Regions from separate parts of the Homo sapiens genome. Here region 2 is linked to region 1. A link is a loop called in an ENCODE intact Hi-C map of the cell type or tissue named here. Cell type or tissue: dorsolateral prefrontal cortex. All regions are shown on one strand. Each heading gives the region's core, and the rest is flanking DNA. Links, peaks and the distances in the headings are about the cores only.

What was found. A loop is a pair of places that touch in the nucleus more often than their neighbours do. Peaks named below come from ENCODE experiments on the same cell type or tissue, not always from the same donor. Only the 100,000 strongest peaks of a DNase experiment are listed, where the experiment ranks them.
Region 2: a loop joins it to region 1, with 5 times the contacts of the local background. A loop is called at or near these places in 22 of 110 quality-filtered maps.

The regions. Positions count from the first base shown.
Region 1 is chr6:29,645,150-29,653,484 of GRCh38, reverse strand. No RefSeq gene overlaps it. Among named protein-coding and RNA genes, the nearest start is that of MOG, 7.8 kb to the left of the region's middle. RefSeq lists an enhancer at 4,293-4,913. In dorsolateral prefrontal cortex, for the core only: CTCF peaks have their summits at 1,676 (motif pointing left), 3,043, 3,242 (motif pointing left), 5,346 (motif pointing left) and 1 weaker place; a DNase peak (open chromatin) is centred at 3,304; H3K4me3 peaks cover 1,573 bases; H3K27ac peaks cover 3,246 bases.
Region 2 is chr6:29,831,509-29,839,843 of GRCh38, reverse strand. It overlaps the pseudogene HCGVIII-2. Among named protein-coding and RNA genes, the nearest start is that of HLA-G, 7.9 kb to the right of the region's middle. In dorsolateral prefrontal cortex, for the core only: a CTCF peak has its summit at 4,834 (motif pointing right); a DNase peak (open chromatin) is centred at 4,843; H3K4me3 peaks cover 396 bases; H3K27me3 peaks cover 6,235 bases.

The DNA.
Region 1 (8,335 bases), core at 99-8,098:
GCTTACAATATTTTATTGGATGAATATAATATAGTTATTTAAGTAGCATCCCAAGACATTTAGACTGTTTCAGTTTTTTAAATACCTATTTTTACTAGGATGAAGCAAAAATGTACTCAATTAATTTAAATCAATACATATTTAAAAGCAAGTGCTATGTGTCATACTTTATATTAGGCCCTGATTATAAAACTTTCAGCAAGGCAGACAAGATTCTTGCCTTTATGAGTTATATTCTAGTTGTATTGCAGTTATATTACAGTTATATGTTACCTAAAGGCACAAATTGATCAATGTCAGGCCATCATTTTCAACCTTTTTGCTCTTACATATAATTTGGCAATGAATATCAGTCTACTAAGGCCAGCTACATATTTTGAGGGGCAAAATGAAACTATGGAGCTCCTTGTTTAATAGCAGGAAAAGACCAGGTGCAGTGGCTCACGCCTGTAATCCCATCACTTTGGGAGGACCAGGTTGGAGGATCGCTCGGGCCCAGGGTCTCGAGTCCAGCCTTTACAACATAGTGAGACCCCATCTCTAGTTAAATAAATCTATTAAAAAATAATAAAATAGAAAATAAAAAGCAGAAAAAAAACCCAACCTTTTCCTTTTTTCTGTGGTTCCACTGTCAACCTATTATGTGGGGTTTTTTTCTTTTCTTTTTTTTTTTTTTTTTTGAGATGGAGTCTCGCTCTGTCGCCCAGGCTGGAGTGCAGTGGCGCAATCTCGGTTCACTGCAACCTCCGCCTCCCGGGTTCAAGCCATTCTCCTGTCTCAGCCTCCCAAGTAGCTGGGACTACAGGCGCTCGCCACCATGCCCAGATAATTTTTTTGTATTTTTAGTGGAGACGGGGTTTCACCGTGTTAGCCAGGATGGTCTCGATCGCCTGACCTCGTGATCCGCCTGCCTTGGCCTCCCATAATGGTGGGATTACAGGCGTGAGCCACCGCGCCCGGCCTTTTTTTTTTTAATTTAATGTCACACTCCAGGCACAGGAGTACCTAGGGGGAAGTGCAGATCTTCACAAGTGCCTAGGGCCATGCCTTCCATTTGGCAAGGGAGGTGTGTATGCCTGACCGCTCCCCTCCTTTCCACTGTTCCCAGGCCCCTGCTGGGAGCGAGCCTGCACAGAAGGTGGTGGAGCCGGCAGCTGAAAACCAGTCCTGGGGAGGCTGGGAGGCATGGGGAGCAGGACCTCGCTTGAGCCAGGCTCCAAAAGTCTCTAGCCCATGTTCTGCTTTCTCATCGGACTTCATTATAAGACACAAATTGAAAGATAAAATTATTAAGAATTTCAAGACAGGAACCACAGAGCTTTAGAACCCAAACACAGTATCCCTTCTAAGCATGGGGCCCTTGTGTGACTGCCCTGGTCACTCACCCATGAAGTTTACTCTGCTTTCTACACTGGTAGAATAGTTTGTTCAGAGAGCATGTTTTTTGGTAATTTCAATAAATATTGATAAATTGCCCTGCACAAAGTTGTATACTTCACTGTACCCTGGCTTTCTCCTTAGTGAGTGAGGGAATAATATCATCCACTTCATCAGGGTTATCATGAGAATGACATGAATGAGTCCCTGTGAACTGTGAATGGTACACAGTAACCACTCAGTAAATACAGTCATTAGCCCTTACATGCAGTGATTTTCTTCTGGAACTCCCTCTAGTGGCATAAATATAAAGAGGAATTCACGTTTTCTTTTCTACTTTTGTGGCCCTATTTCCCATAATATTTGTGTGTTTAAATTGGTCTAGATATTCCACTGAGGCTCAATGACCGATAGACTATAAAATGTCTAATTTACATCAATTTAGCCAGATGCTTCCTAGGTAGGTCGGAGAAATGAGAACACTGATCCGAATCAATGTGAGGCAGCTCCCAGCAAGTGAGCGCCTGTAGCATGTGTGAGCATGGGTGCTGTGGTGAATGCAGCCAGGGGCTGCTCTTTCATACTGCTTTATTTCTTTTTCTTTTCTTTCTTTTTTTTTTTTGAGACGGAGTTTCGCTCTTGTTGCCCAGGCTGGAGTGCAATGGCACGATCTTGGCTCACTGCAACCTCCACCTCCCGGGTTCAAGGGATTCTCCTGCCTCACCCTCCTTTGTAGCTGGGACTACAGGCACCCGCCACCACGCCCGGCTAATTTTTTGTATTTTAGTAGAGACGAGGTTTCACCATATTGGTCAGGATGGGCTCGATTTCCTGACCTCGTGATCCACCCGCCTCGTCCTCCCAAAGTGCTGGGATTGCAGGCATGAGCCACCGCGCCCGGCCATACTGGTTTATTTCTTTTTCTTTTTTTTTTTTTTTTTTGAGACAGAGTCTTGCTCTGTCGCCCAGTCTGGAGTGCAGTGACACGATCTCGGCTCACTGCAAGCTCCGCCTCCCGGGTTCACGCCATTCTCCTGCCTCAGCCTCCTGAGTAGCTGGGATTACAGGGGTGCGTCACCATGCCTGGCTAATTTTTTGTATTTTTTTAGTAGAGACGGGGTTTCACCGTATTAGCCAGGATGGTCTCGATCTCCTGACCTCGTGATCCGCCCGCCTCGGCCTCCCAAAGTGCTGGGATTACAGGCGTGAGCCACCGCGCCTGGCCTACTGGTTTATTTCTTTAAGTAACACATACAGTGTAGAAAAATTAGAAACGATATGGAAAAATGTAGAGAACAAAAAACTAATTATGTTCTACCAAAGGTTTAAATTTTATCTATCAACATTTTTTCCATTTTTGTGTATTCCCTATTGTTAGTCTGAGATTCACCAATATTTTTATCTTTCAAAAGGAAAAACATTCAGCTTCTTGTGAGTCAAGTGAGTCAGGCACTGAGGCTTGCCCCTCCCCCTCCCCCCTCACCAAATGGGAATGGGTTTGCGCTGATTTTAATCAAACTGCTATGGGTTGTCCTGCGTAAGAGGCTTTGGGCTGTTCTGTAGGTCCCCGTGGGGTAGAACAGTTGGGTGCAAGACTCTGAAGGCAGATTTCAGCTCAAAAGAAAGAATTTTCCCTCCTTCAGAGCTGTCCAACCGTGGTGGGAATGAGTGGGAACTACGGGAGTGAGCTTCCCATTCCTGGATTTTCCAGCCAACATAGAACTGGAGGTTAGGCCACATTATCCTAATATTTTTGCCTAGCTGTAGGATGATACAAGAATATACATTTTCCTTCCCCATCTTCTCCCGCTTTTCCTCGCCTTCTTTCCATTTCTTTGGCCCCTTCGCTTTTCGCCACCTAGCGGCAGAATCTTGCTAGGTAAGGACCAGGAAGCTCTCCCAATCTGACCCGCAACAGCTGACGTCACGACTTCGCCACCGAGAATTGGTTGCCAGCAGCCTTTGGGGGCGGAGAATAAGGCGCAGATTATAAATAGGTCAAAGAGAGGTGCCTGCGAGCCGCGCAGTGACACCCCGTTCCTAAGGGCAGAGCTTTTCTTGCCTTTCGCTTCAGACCCACTGCACTTGGTTACGTGCTTTTCCTCCGCTGTCCGCTTCGTTTATCTGCTTTAACCCAGCCTGGGCTAGGTAGGCCTGAAGCCTATAATGTTGCTTGGCTGTTGCTCAGGAGAAGAAAGGCCCAGGTGGCCAGTTTGGCAACTGGCACAGTCCCTGTGAGCACCCACCTGCTGATGGTCCTTCTGTCACTACGTAGTCGCTCCGACGCCAGGAAAGTGCGGTGGTGGCCATTTTGGAACTGGGCAACTTTCACTTCGCCAATCATCTTGGGGTCTGGCCACCACAGTACTTTTTTTTCATTATTATTCTGGCAGAGAACACGTTATGGAGGGATAATTATGTAGCCTAGAATTTCTAGAGTTGTTTCAGGACTCATAATATCCTCATTCCAGAATATGAGAATATAGAAGCTTGGAATACTCAGATGCAAATTCCAGCACCACCCTTTCCTAATTGATTGAGGAACACATCTGACTCTAGTCTACGGTCCTGTGGAAAGACCTGTGACCCTAGGCAAAGAGCTTAAAGAAATCTCTCTTTTTTTTTTTTTTTTTTTTGAGACGGAGTTTTGCTCTTGTTGCCCAGGCTGGAGTGCAGTGGCGCGATCTCGGCTCACCGCAACCTCCACCTCCTGGATTCAAGTGATTCTCCTGCCTCAGCCTTCCGAGTAGCTGGGATTACAGGCTATGCGCCACTATGCCCGGCTAATTTTGTATTTTTAGTAGAGATGGGGTTTCTCCATGTTGGTCAGGCTGGTCTCGAACTCCGACTTCAGGTGATCCACCCGCCTCAGCCTCCCAAAGTGCTGGGATTACAGGCGTGAGCCACTGCACCTGGCCATGAAGAAATATCAATTTATTTAACTGCAAAATGATAATTCTGTCACCTCGTGGTGCTGATGTGAGGATTAAATGAGACAAGGTACATAAAGTGCTTAGGCCTGTGTCTGGCTCCCCCAAAAAACATAACACCTCTTGTGCAGCACCTGTGCTTAGAATGTTAGCCAGTGAGGGCAGGACTTCGTCTTATTTTCCCTGTGCCCTCCTGGGCATTGAATAGTGAGGGATACATATTAGAATAAGTTTGCTGAAAGAATGAATGACAAAGAATCCCTGCCTGTAGGTCTTCAGCCTTTGTATTCTATTATCTTTTAGGCTGTAGGCTCACCCTCAGGCATCTTCTTGCCACTCTAACCCCTATAGGCTGATAATTACACCTTTACTTGCTCTAGGTCACAGCAATCTGTTAACTACGAGATTAGTATTTTTATTAGTATTTTTGACTTTTTTTTTTTTTTGAGACATGGTTTCACTCTTAGAGTGCAGTGGCGTGATCTCAGCTCACTGCAACCTCCGCCTCCCAGGTTCAAGCGATTCTCCTGCCTCAGCCTCCTGAGTAGCTGGGATTTCAGGCGCCCGCCACCACCCTCGGCTAATTTTTGTATTTTTTTTTAAGTAGACGGGGTTTCGTCGTGTTAGCCAGGATGATCTCGATCTCCTGACCTCGTGATCCGCTCGCCTCGGCCTCCCAAAGTGCGGGGATTACAGGCGTGAGCCACCGCGCCCGGCCTAATTTTTGTATTTTTAGTAGAGACAGGGTTTCACTGTGTTGGCCAGGCTTGTCTCCAACTCCTGACCTCGTGATCTGCCTGCCCGCCTAGGCCTCCCAAAGTGCTGGGATCACAAGCGTGAGCCACCGCGCCCGGCAGATAATTTACTTATTATTTCATACACCACCTGATATATTTTCACAGTGAGCATATGGCCTTTAAAATAATGATTTTTTTGTTGTTTAAGTTACAAACAAACCTGAAAAAATATTTGCTTTTTAGAAATGCTCAGTTTCTGAAGGGACCTAAGTTTGCCTTGTAACTGGTACCATCTAATGGTCAAACTGAGCTATTGCGCTGAGGTTGGATACAGGAAGCTAAGGGAAGACAGGGATGTGGGAAGTTCAACAGGGGTATGCTATGGAATAGGGTGATAGAACTTTGTGGATGACATACCAACATCACTTGCTGAAGTTGTGTAGAGCTTATTCTTACTGAAACAGTAATCCAGAAATTAACTCATATCTAATGACTTGGTGGTATAGCATACCAACACTTTTATGCCAGCCACTGGAGAAAAAGTGTGTTCCTATAGCATTTTCACATTCTGAAAACATTTGTCTATGATTGTATTTATTTCTCACAATAGTATGTGAGTTAAAGATATCAAATAGTTTTATTCTTATTTTACAGTTGATGAAATTGAGGCCAGACGGGTTGTGACAGGCTCAAGGTCAGTCAGAAAACCATTGTCAGAGCAAGACCAGACTGGCATTCTTTTTCAGGTGTTTCTGCTGCAATTGGGGGCAGAGATATGCAGGCTTAACTTTTATAAATATAAAAGATGCTTTATTGGGAAACGTGAAGTAGTGGTTCTCTGAGTTTTTTGTACCATTTCTTAGCCTTTTTGTTTTATGCAATTTTTTATTTGCCCCAACCTGAACTCTATGTTTGGAGAGGTGATTTTCAGCAACAAAGCTAAATTTATGTATAATTTATTTCTTTTTCTTTTATTAATCAAACGTGTTTTAACTTGTAACTTTTCTTCTAAAGTCAGCATCATGTGTATACATATGCAAATAATTCCACTCCAAGGTAAGGAAACTTTAAGGATATTTTAATTAGTGCTCACAACAAATATGTGTATCTGTTCTGATTTTTAAATAATAAAGATGGAGCATGACTTTCTTCTTCTCTTTCTGTATTCCAGTTTTAAAATCATTGGCTGGGTGCAGTGGCTCATGCCTGTAATCCCAGCACTCTTGGAGGCCAAGGCAGGCGGATCACTTGAGGAAAGGAATTTGAGATCAGCCTGGCCAACATGGCAAAACCCTGTTTCTATCAAAAATACAAAAAAGTAGCTGGGCATGGTGGCATGCACCTGTAGTCCCAGGTACTTGGGAGGCTGAGATGGAAGGACTGTTTGAGGCTGGTTGACACAGTGAGACTCCCATCTCAAAAAGAAAAAAAAATCACCATACCACATTGTAGGAGCTATGAAGGCTGACATCATGCTTAGCTCATGTGTGTGATCCCAAACTGCCCTATTCCATAAATATTTATTGACTAAATGAGAAAAAAATCTTACAACCAGGTAAGATTTCTTTTCTTTTCTTTTCTTTTTGAGACCGAGTCTTGCTCTCTTGCCCAGGCTGGAGTGCAGTGGCGCGATCTCTGCTCACTGCAAGCTCCGCCTCCCAGGTTCACGCCATTCTCCTGCCTCAGCCTCCCGAGTAGCTGGCACCCGCCACCATGCCCGGTTAATTTTTTCTTGTATATTTTGTAGAGACAGGGTTTCACCATGTTAGCCAGGATGGTCTTGATCTCCTGACCTCATGATCAGTCTGCCTCAGCCTCCCAAAGTGCTGGGATTACAGGCGTGAGCACCGCGCCCAGCCATAGCCAGATAAGTTTCTTTTGCACACCTGTACTACTTTTAATGGTAGTTATGGCAGGTCATATTAAATAACAATAATATTTTCTGGGCCAGGCATGGTGGCTCACCCCTGTAATCCCAGTACTTTAGGCAGGAGGGTCATTTGAGGTCCAGAGTTCAAAACCAGCCTGGCCAACATGGCGAAACCCTGTCTCTACTTCAAATACAAAAATTAGCCAGGCATGGTGGTGCATGCCTGAAATCCTAGCTACTGGGGAGGCTGAGGCAAAAGAATTGCTTGAACCCTGGAGGCAGATATTGCAGTGAGCTGAGATTGCACCGCTGCACTCCAACCTGGGTGATTTTATATATATATATATATGTAAATATATATATTTAGTTTTCTTATGAGCCCCTTAAGAATAATATCAATACACAGGCAGAAAAAAAGCATTCCAAGATCTTTTTTTTCTTTTCTTTTTTATTTGAGATGGTGTCTCACTCTGTCACCCAGGCTGGAGAGCAATGGCGCAAACTCAGCTTACTGCAACCTCTGCCTCTCCGGTTCAAGTGATTCTCCTGCCTCAGCCTCCTGAGTAGCTGGGATTACAGGTGTCCACCACCACACCTGGCTAATTTTAGTATTTTTAATAGAGACAGGGTTTCACTATGTTGGTCAGGCTGTTCTCGAACTCCTGACCTCGTGATCTGCCCACCTTAGCCTCCCAAAGTGCTGGGATTACAGGTGTGAGCCACCGCGCCTAGCCTTTTTTCTTTTCTTCTTCTTCTTCTTCTTCTTTTTTTTTTTTTGATAGAGATGGGGTTTTGCCATGTTAGCTTCAAACTCCTGGGCTCAAGCAATCTGCCTGCCTCAGCCTCCCAAAGTATTGGGATTACAGGTGTCAGCCACTGAACCAGGCCTAAAACTTTATTTTCTAAAGTTGAAATAACTTCAGGATATAATTTAGAGATATCATGACTCCTTGGGGTCCAGAGAAGAAAATCACTCAGGAGTTAAAATTAAGAGAAGGGTCAGGCACAGTTGTGAGTGCTGTAGTCCCAACTACTCAGGAGGCTGAGCAGGAAGAATTGGTTGAGGCCGGGAGTTCAAGAGCAGCCTGGGCAATAGAGTGAGACCTGTCTTTTAAAAAAGTAAAAATAGGTCAGGCGCGGTGGCTCACACCTGTAATCCCAGCACTTTGGGAGGCCGAGGTGGGCGGATCATCTGAGGTCAGGAGCTCAAGACCAGCCTGGGCAACATGACAAAACCCCATCTCTATTAAAAATACAAAAAATTAGCCATGTGTGGTGGCACACGCCTGCATTCCCAGCTACTCAGAAGGCTGAGGCAGGAGAATCACTTGAACCCAGGTGGAAGTTGCAGTGAGCCGAGATCGCATCTGCATTCCCAGCTACTCAGAAGGCTGAGGCAGGAGACTCACTTGAATCCAGGA
Region 2 (8,335 bases), core at 197-8,196, 190 kb before region 1:
CTAATTTTGTGTTTTTAATATAGATGGGGTTACACTTGTTGGCCAGGCTGGTTTTGAACACCTGACCTCAAGTGATCCACCCACCTTGGCCTCCCAGAGTGGTTGTGGGTTATTTTGAAGTTGCTTTTTGAATGTATTATTATGAAAGTAGTTTTCCATGTCATAAAGTCTGCATAAAATTTACACACTTCTAGAAGCTGCATCCCATCTCAAACAAGGAGAAGTCACCAGGGTTCTTTTAGATCCATGTGCTTTCATCTTGTCTTTTGGTAAAGAATATTTTGACAAGCATGTTTGTACATGAAGATTCTTCTATGGTTGTGATTTTAAAAATTCATAGAACACTCAGGATGGACATGGTGGCTCATGCCTGTACTTCCAGCACTTTGGGAGGCTCAGGCTGGCAGATTGCTTGAGCCCCTGAGTTTGTGACCAGCCTAGGCAACATAGAGAAACCCTGTCTCTACAAAAAATTCAAAAGAATTAGCCGGGCTTGGTGGCACATGCCTGTAGTCCCAGCTACTTGGGTGTCTGAGGTGGGAGGGTTGCTTAAGCCTGGAAGATTCAGGCTGCAGTGAGCCATGAACAACACTGCACTCCAGCCAGCAAGCCCAATCTCAAAAAAATAAATTATAGACTACTCAAATTGTAAGTATTAAACCAGTGTCTGTGAGAGTTTTTCTGGAAGGGATGTGAGTGGGTGGACTGGTGGGGAAGATGCTCTCTCACTGTGGGCAGCCACAGTCCAATCACCTAGTGGCCCAGATAGAACAGAAAGGTAGATAGAAGTAAAATTTCTCTCTGTCTCTGTCTCTCTGTCTCTCTCTGTCTCTGTCTCTCTCTCTGGAACTGGGGCTGGGACACCCTTCTTCTCCTGCCTTGGACATCAAAACTCCAGGTTCGATGATCTTTGGACTCTGACTTTTGCACCAGTGAGCCCCTTTATCCTCCTGTTCTGTATTCTGGGTCCTCAGGGCTTTGACTTTGGACTGAGCCACGCTACTGGCTTTTCTAGTTCTCCAGCTTCCAGACAGTCTATCATGGGACTTCTCAGCCTCCATAATTGTGTGAGCCAATTAGCCCAATAAATCACCTATCTATCTGTCTGTCTATCTATCTATCTATCTATCTATCTATCTATCTATCTATCTATCATCATCTAACATCTATCTATCATCTATCATCTATCTATCTATTATCTATCTATCATCTATGTACCTATGCTATTGGTTCTTTCTTTCTTGGTAACCTTAATAAATCAACAGACAATAAACAAATAAAACCTGTCATAGTATCACTGATAATTGCCATTAAGAAAAATATGCTTGGGTTAGAAGATTGGTGGCGGTGGTGGGAATGGCAGGGGATAGATTTCAGAAGAGGTCACTGGACAAGACATTTCTGAACACTTGACCATGGGACATTTAAGCAGGGACCTTAATGGTGTGAGGAGTGAGCCATGTGGATCACTGGGCAGCACATGCATGTGGGAGTCACAGCAGGGGCAGGTGGTAGAGACAGGGTGGAGTAGACAAGAAACTGGTGTGAGTGGAGAAGAATGAGCTAGGCTGAGAGTAATGGGATGAGGCCAAAGTGGCCAGAGGGGACCCTGTGATAAGGAGTGCATAGGAAATGGTGGGAAACTGGGGTTTCCTTGTGCCTAAGAAGGGAAGGAGCTGGAGCGTTCATAGGATATGCCCTAATTCCCATTGGAAAGGCACGCTCTCTCTGTTGTGTGGGTGATGGACAGTGGGCATGAGAGTCAGCAGGCAGCCCAGCTGGAAGGCCCTTCCGGTTTTCTATCCTAGTGAGGATGGTTCTGGGGTGGAGGTGGCAGAGGAGTGAGAAGTGATTGGATTTGGTGTTGATATATATTTTTAAAATTGTGGTAAAACACACATACTATACGATTTACCTTCTAACAATTTTTTTCAGTGTACAATTCATTGGCATTAAGCACATTTACAATTGATGGTGGTTACACAAACACCAACATGCATTTTCAGAACATTTTCATCATCCCAACAGAGACTGTACCCATTAAATGACAGCTGCCCATTGTTCCTGCCTTCAGCCCCTGGTAACCTGTATTCTACTTTCTGTTTTTGTGAATTTGCTTATTCTAGGTGCCTCATATAAGTGAAATATCATATTTGCCTTTTTTTTGGCTTATTTTATTTAGCGTGTTTTCAAGGTTCCATCCAATCCAAATATTCTTCACTTTTAAGGCTGATTAATATTCCATGTGTATATGCACCACATTTTGTTTTTCCAATCATCCTCTGATGGACACTTGGGTTGCGTCCACCTTTTGGCTATTGGGAATAGCACTGCTATGAGCATGACTGTACAATTATCTGTGTGCATACCTGCTTTCAATTTTTGGGGGGTATACACCCAAAAGTGGAATTGTTGCTTCATATGGAAATTCTATGTTTACCTTCTTGAGAAAGCGTCATCCTGTTTCCATGATGGCTGCACTGTTGTTCACTCTCAGCAGCAGTGCACAAGCATTCCATTTTCTCCACATCCTCACCAACACCTGGACTAGTGAAGCTGAGCATATTTTCATGTCCTTATTGGAATTCCTTATTTTTATGTCCTTACTGTGTATCTTCTCTGGAGAATTGTCTATTCATGTCTTTTACCCATTTTTGAATGAGATTGTTTTGCTATTGTTAAGTTGTAGTTCTGTATGTAGTCTGGATATTAATTCTTTATCAGATATGTGATTGGCAAATATTTTATCTTATTCTATGCAGTTTCTTTTATTTTCACTTTTTTTTTTTTTTTTTTTTTTTTTTTTTTTTTTTTTTGAGACGGAGTCTCTCTCTGATGCCCCAGCTGGAGTGCAATGGTGCAATCTCAGCTCATTGCAACCTCTGCCTCCCAGGTTCAAGCGATTCTCCTGCCTCAGCCTCCCGAGTAGCTGGGATTACAGGTGCCCACCACTGCGCCCGGCTAATTTTTGTATTTTTAGTAGAGACAGGGTTTTGCCATGTTGGCCAGGCTGATTTCGAACTCCTGACCTCAGGTGATCCACCCACTTTGGCCTCCCAAAGTGCTGGGATTACAGGCGTGAGCCACTGCGCCTAGCCTCTTTTCACCTCTTAATAGCGTCCTTTGATGCAAAAAAGTTTTTACATTTTGATGAAGTCTTATTTGTCATTTTCCTTTTATTGCTTGTACTTTTGGTCACCAGCCAAGAAACCACTACCAATTCTAATGACCATAAGACTTTCCCTCAGTATTTTCTTTTAAGAGTTTTACAGGTTTAACTCTTAAGATTAGTTCTTTAAGGCATTCTGACTTAATTTTTGAAAAGGGTGTAATGGAAGGGCATAAATTTTGTCCAGCATCATTCTTTTGCATGTGGATATCCAGGTTTCCAGCACCATTTGTTGATGCACCATCTGTTGCAGTGGGGCTGACACATTTGTAAGATGCAATGAGCACGAATACATGGGAGCACCATGAATTTATTTACATGTCTTTACTTCACAGTTGTTTTGAGGAGGCTTTCACTGAGAAACCTAACAGAAATGAATACATATGACTTCCTATAAAATGAAATTTAAGTAAAATTATACTTTTTAAAATGTTAAGACTGGAGCAAGACTGGAACATCACCAGACAAACAGAAACATAGGCTGAAATGAAGGGTTTATGTTTATCTTGCTACAAATTCTGTTGGCCCACAATCTCTTATGCTTATTGCATAAGAGAGCCACAGAGTGGGGTGATAGCTCAAATAACCAGTCCCTGGTTTTCTGCTTCAGAAACAAGTTTAAATTCTCTGCTTAGACAAAGTAAAGAAAATAATTGAAAGATGTTGAATGTGAAGTTGGCATCTACAAAGTCAAAGAAGTGAGTAGTAAATGTAAACATCAGGAATCCAAGGAGATTCTATCTTTTTACACAGAAATGGCCTCACTATGCACTGCTGAAGGGAGAAGGTCCCTCCAGGAGAACTTCATGATGAGGAAAAACCCAATATGATGTAGGGGTTTTCTGCTGCAGCCCTAAATTGAATTGTCCTTCGCTCTAAATACAGGTCTCACAAAGTTTTATGTCTTCAATGATTTCACCTGGGCCGAGATTTTGTTTTGTTTTTGGTGTTGTTTGTTTTGAGCTGCTGCCTGGGGCTTAGAAAAGTGACTTGGATATTTTGCCAAAGTTGTATTTCTTTGATGGAATTCGAAATCCATGAACACTCTGCTTTCCTGCTGTATTCCCAGAGCGGGTTGAGTACCTTGCACTTCTTTTCAGCACTTCCCTAGAAGTGGTAGAAGATTTGGAGTTAGGGCCTCCCTCAATCTCTGCCCTTTCTTTAATTCAGAGGATCACAAACTGTTGGGGGAAGAGTGGTATCTTGGGCCCCCAGTTGATCGGATGAATATTAATATCCAATGTCCTGTAATGAAGTCATGTGTGCATGTAACATCACTTCTGCACGCAGTGTCATGGGAAAGTGGGTTCGCGGACCCCAGGTTAAAAGCCTAAGCACTAAATGCACAGAGCTAGAGCTCTAGGAGGGGCGGGATGGCTGGGGTGGAACGTCATCTTGTCCTTTAGTCCTGGGGCATTTTCACTCCTCACATGGTGGGTGCTGGGCATCTGGCAGGTACTGATGTTGATGGAGTCGAGGGAGGGTACTGGCCGGAACTGGGAAAAACAGGGTTGGGGAGATAATTAAGGTGAACATTATTTTTTCTGAGTGTAAGTCATGGCTTGAAATCTGGAGAGCCTGAAGGAGATCCCGCTACCTAAACCCGTTTTCCTTTTCCCTCAAGCCTCATTTGGCCACAGGCCCAGTGTCAACACCAGGGGGCGCCACAGACCATGAAGGCACCGCGCAGCTGGGATTGTTTGTGGTGGGCTCCTGGGTCCCTGACTTAACCAGGGAAGCCAAGACCCTGCAGCCAGGTGGCCTGGATTCAACCTTCAGCTCTGGTCCTACTGACACTTTTCTTCCTGGTGCCTCAGTTTCTTAATCTGTGAAATGGTGAGGACATTACAGCACTTACCTCTCGGGCGGGTTTCTCAACAGCAGCCCTATTAAGAATTTGAGACAGAGAATCCCTTGTGGTCTGTCCTGTGCATTGTGGGAGGTTTGCCAGCAGCACCCCACTCACCCCCTCCCACCAATCCCCACGTGACAACCGAAAATGTCCCAGGATTTTTAGGTCTCCCTTGGGTCTAGAGCTGCATTTAGTCAAGCATTTTCCCACCTGACATTTGAGCTCATCTCTGCTTTGGTCCACATAAGGCCACTTTAAAAAGATGTTGTTTCTTTAAAGATTCTAACCATCTTTTAAACAAATCTATTTTCTTCCTTTATTTCTGCATTCAGTTAATCCTTCCAAACCCTTGGTTTAGTATATCTCAAAATGTATCAACTCCAGTTCTAGTAATTAACATATGTGACTTGCATGATATCTGCTATGACCCCTAGTAGAGTTCTGATTCCTTTAGCACAGGGAATGTGTTCTCGATTCTGCTCTGGATGATGTAAATCAATTTATTTTACTTTACTTGTCTGGGATGTTGCTCCTCACCTGTAAAATGTAAATGTGGATATGGCTTGGATTACTAAGTGGTTTTATTTCTTCATTCACCTGACATTTGTTGTGTACCTGCTGCAAGTCAAATACATGGTATGATATTGTTTCCTTGTTCACACCACAGCAAATGAGAAAATGAGACATTATAGCCAGGTGTGGCGGCACAGGCTTCTCGTCCTAGCTACTCAGAAGGCTGAGGCAGGAGAATTGCTTCAGCCCAGGAGTTTGAGGTTACAGTAAGGTCTGATATCACCATTGCATTTCAACCTGGGCAACAGACCCTGTCTCTGAAAAAAAGGAAAAAGACACTGTGAGCTGTCTACATGTACTCTATGTCTCAGGAGACTCATGTGCTGTAATTTTTCTAAATGGCATCTCCATGTGGTCTTTCATGAATGTTTGTCTGGTATTTCTTTTCTATCTTTTTACTTTCAACTTTTCTGTACCTTCTACTGAAATTATGGCTTTTGTAAATAGCCTACGGTTATTTATTTATTTACTTATTTATTTTTATCCCTCTGCACTATTTGTCTTGTAATTGGAGTGTCTGAGTCCATTACGTTTAATGTCATTGTTGACCTCATTGGGTTTAAGTCTGTCCATTTTCATTTACTGCCTTCTAATATTATCTTTCTTGCTCAACTATTTTTCTTCTGTTGCCTTCTTTAGATGAATAAAAAACTTTGCATTATTGTGGTCTTCTCAGTAAGTGTTCTAGTTACAAATTCTCTTATTATTTCTTTAATTATCTGAGAAAGCACAATAATCTGTGACTTATTATAACCAACAGCAGACCATAACTTCCCTGACTTTCACCTACCTGTGCAGACAGCACAGGGGAGAATCAATGCTCTGGCTCTGAGACACAGGGGTGGTGGAAGTAGGATAGTGATTGGATGATGAATCTGTAGCTGCAGAGGCATCTGGGCCCCTCACCTTCATTCCTCGTAGATGTCACCTCCACTGGATGCCTGCAATGCCCTCTCCTCTGTATGCTCCTGCCAGAGTCTCCCCATCTCCATTGACAGCAGCTCCACCCTTCTGCTCACTCAGTCCAATACTGTGGGTGTCCTTGATTCTTCTTTCTCACACCACAGATAAATCCATTAGCAAGTGCTGTGAATTCATCCAGAATCCCATCACTTCCCACTATTTCCCCTGCTCACACCCCAGTCAAGGTAAGCGACGTCTCCATCCTGGAATACTGCACTCCTTTCCCACCGTTTTTCCCACTGCCTCACTAGTCCCCCACCTCTCAATTCTGTTCTCAGCACAGCAGCCAGAGAGAAGCTTTCAAAGGATAAGTCCTACCATGTCCCACTTTCCAAAACTGTCCTCTAACTCCCCATGTCATTCAGAGCAAAGGTCAACATCCTTCCCACACCCTCCAGGGCAACCTGCTCTGGGCACACCTCTGACTTCATTTCAGTTTCTCTCTGTTCAACACTTCTGGCCTCTTCCTCCTTCCAGGAACACAGACAATTTCCTGCCCTAGTGCATCTGCACTGAAGGTTTCCCTGCCTGAAAAGAACTTTCTGAGACATCCGTGTAGACAACTCCTCACATCCCTCAAATCTTTACTCCAAGGTCACATTTGCAACAAGGCCCATGCTGACCACCCAGCACAACAGCCACCTCCCTGTACCCACAGCCCACCCTCTGGATCACCTGCCACACAGCACTTGCCACCTTCTAACTCAAGCATTTTCTGTTCCTACTCTGCTTATACTATATCATCTGCCTGCAGAGGTGTCCAATCTTTTGGCTTCCCTGGGTCACATAGGAAGAAGAATTGTCTTGAGCCACACAAAAAATACACTAATGACAGCTGATGAGCAGAAAAAAATAGAAAAAAGAAAAAAAATGCATGGATAATTTTCATGATATCTGCCACTACAGATAAGCAAAAAAATCGTCACATTCTAAAGCTGTCCTGGGCCACATGCATCCCGAGAGCTGCAGGTTGGACAAGCTTGCATCTAGAATGTATACACGACAAGGCCAGAAATTTTTCTGTTTTTACTTTAACGATGTTTTCTAAATGCAAAAACAGTCAAATACCTAGCAGACAACAAATGCCACTTGAATGGATGATTACTGTAGTGCGCCCCCCTATTCTAAAGGCAATATCTTTATTAATGTAGACTCAGGCCAAATGTCATTTTGTAGCCGCTGTGGAACAATATTATCTCATGTGGATATAAATGCACCAGTGCTTTTCTCACCAGGGCTGCTTTTGTGTCCTCCCTCCCTCCCTCCTCCCACACCAATCCTCCTGCACACTGCAGCACACAACCATATTTGTCTCTTGAGGAAAGATAACCCAAGGCTTATGGCTCCAATTATCCAACCACATATGAATCTAAATTAGACTCTGCTTTACAAATCCATGAGTTTGGTTTGGAGCCAGCAATAGGATTACTACAACTCAGGGCAGGAAGAAGAGTAGGAGAGAGAGCAGAAGAGGAGTTCCAACAGAAAGTAAACTACAATGAAAAACTCTGGGACCTCTCCTCTCGGGAAGTTTCAGAATCTGCTTCCTTTAAGAAGGTTGGGGAAGCCAGGCATGGTGGCTCACACCTGTAATCCCAGCACTTTGGGAGGCAGAGGCGGGCAGATCACAAGGTCAGGAGATCAAGACCATCCTGGCTAACATGGTGAAATCCCGTCTTTACTAAAAATACAAAAAATTAGCTGGGTATTGTGGCATGTGCCTGTACTCCCAGTTACTAGGGAGGCTGAGACAGGAGAATTGCTTGAACCCGGGAGGT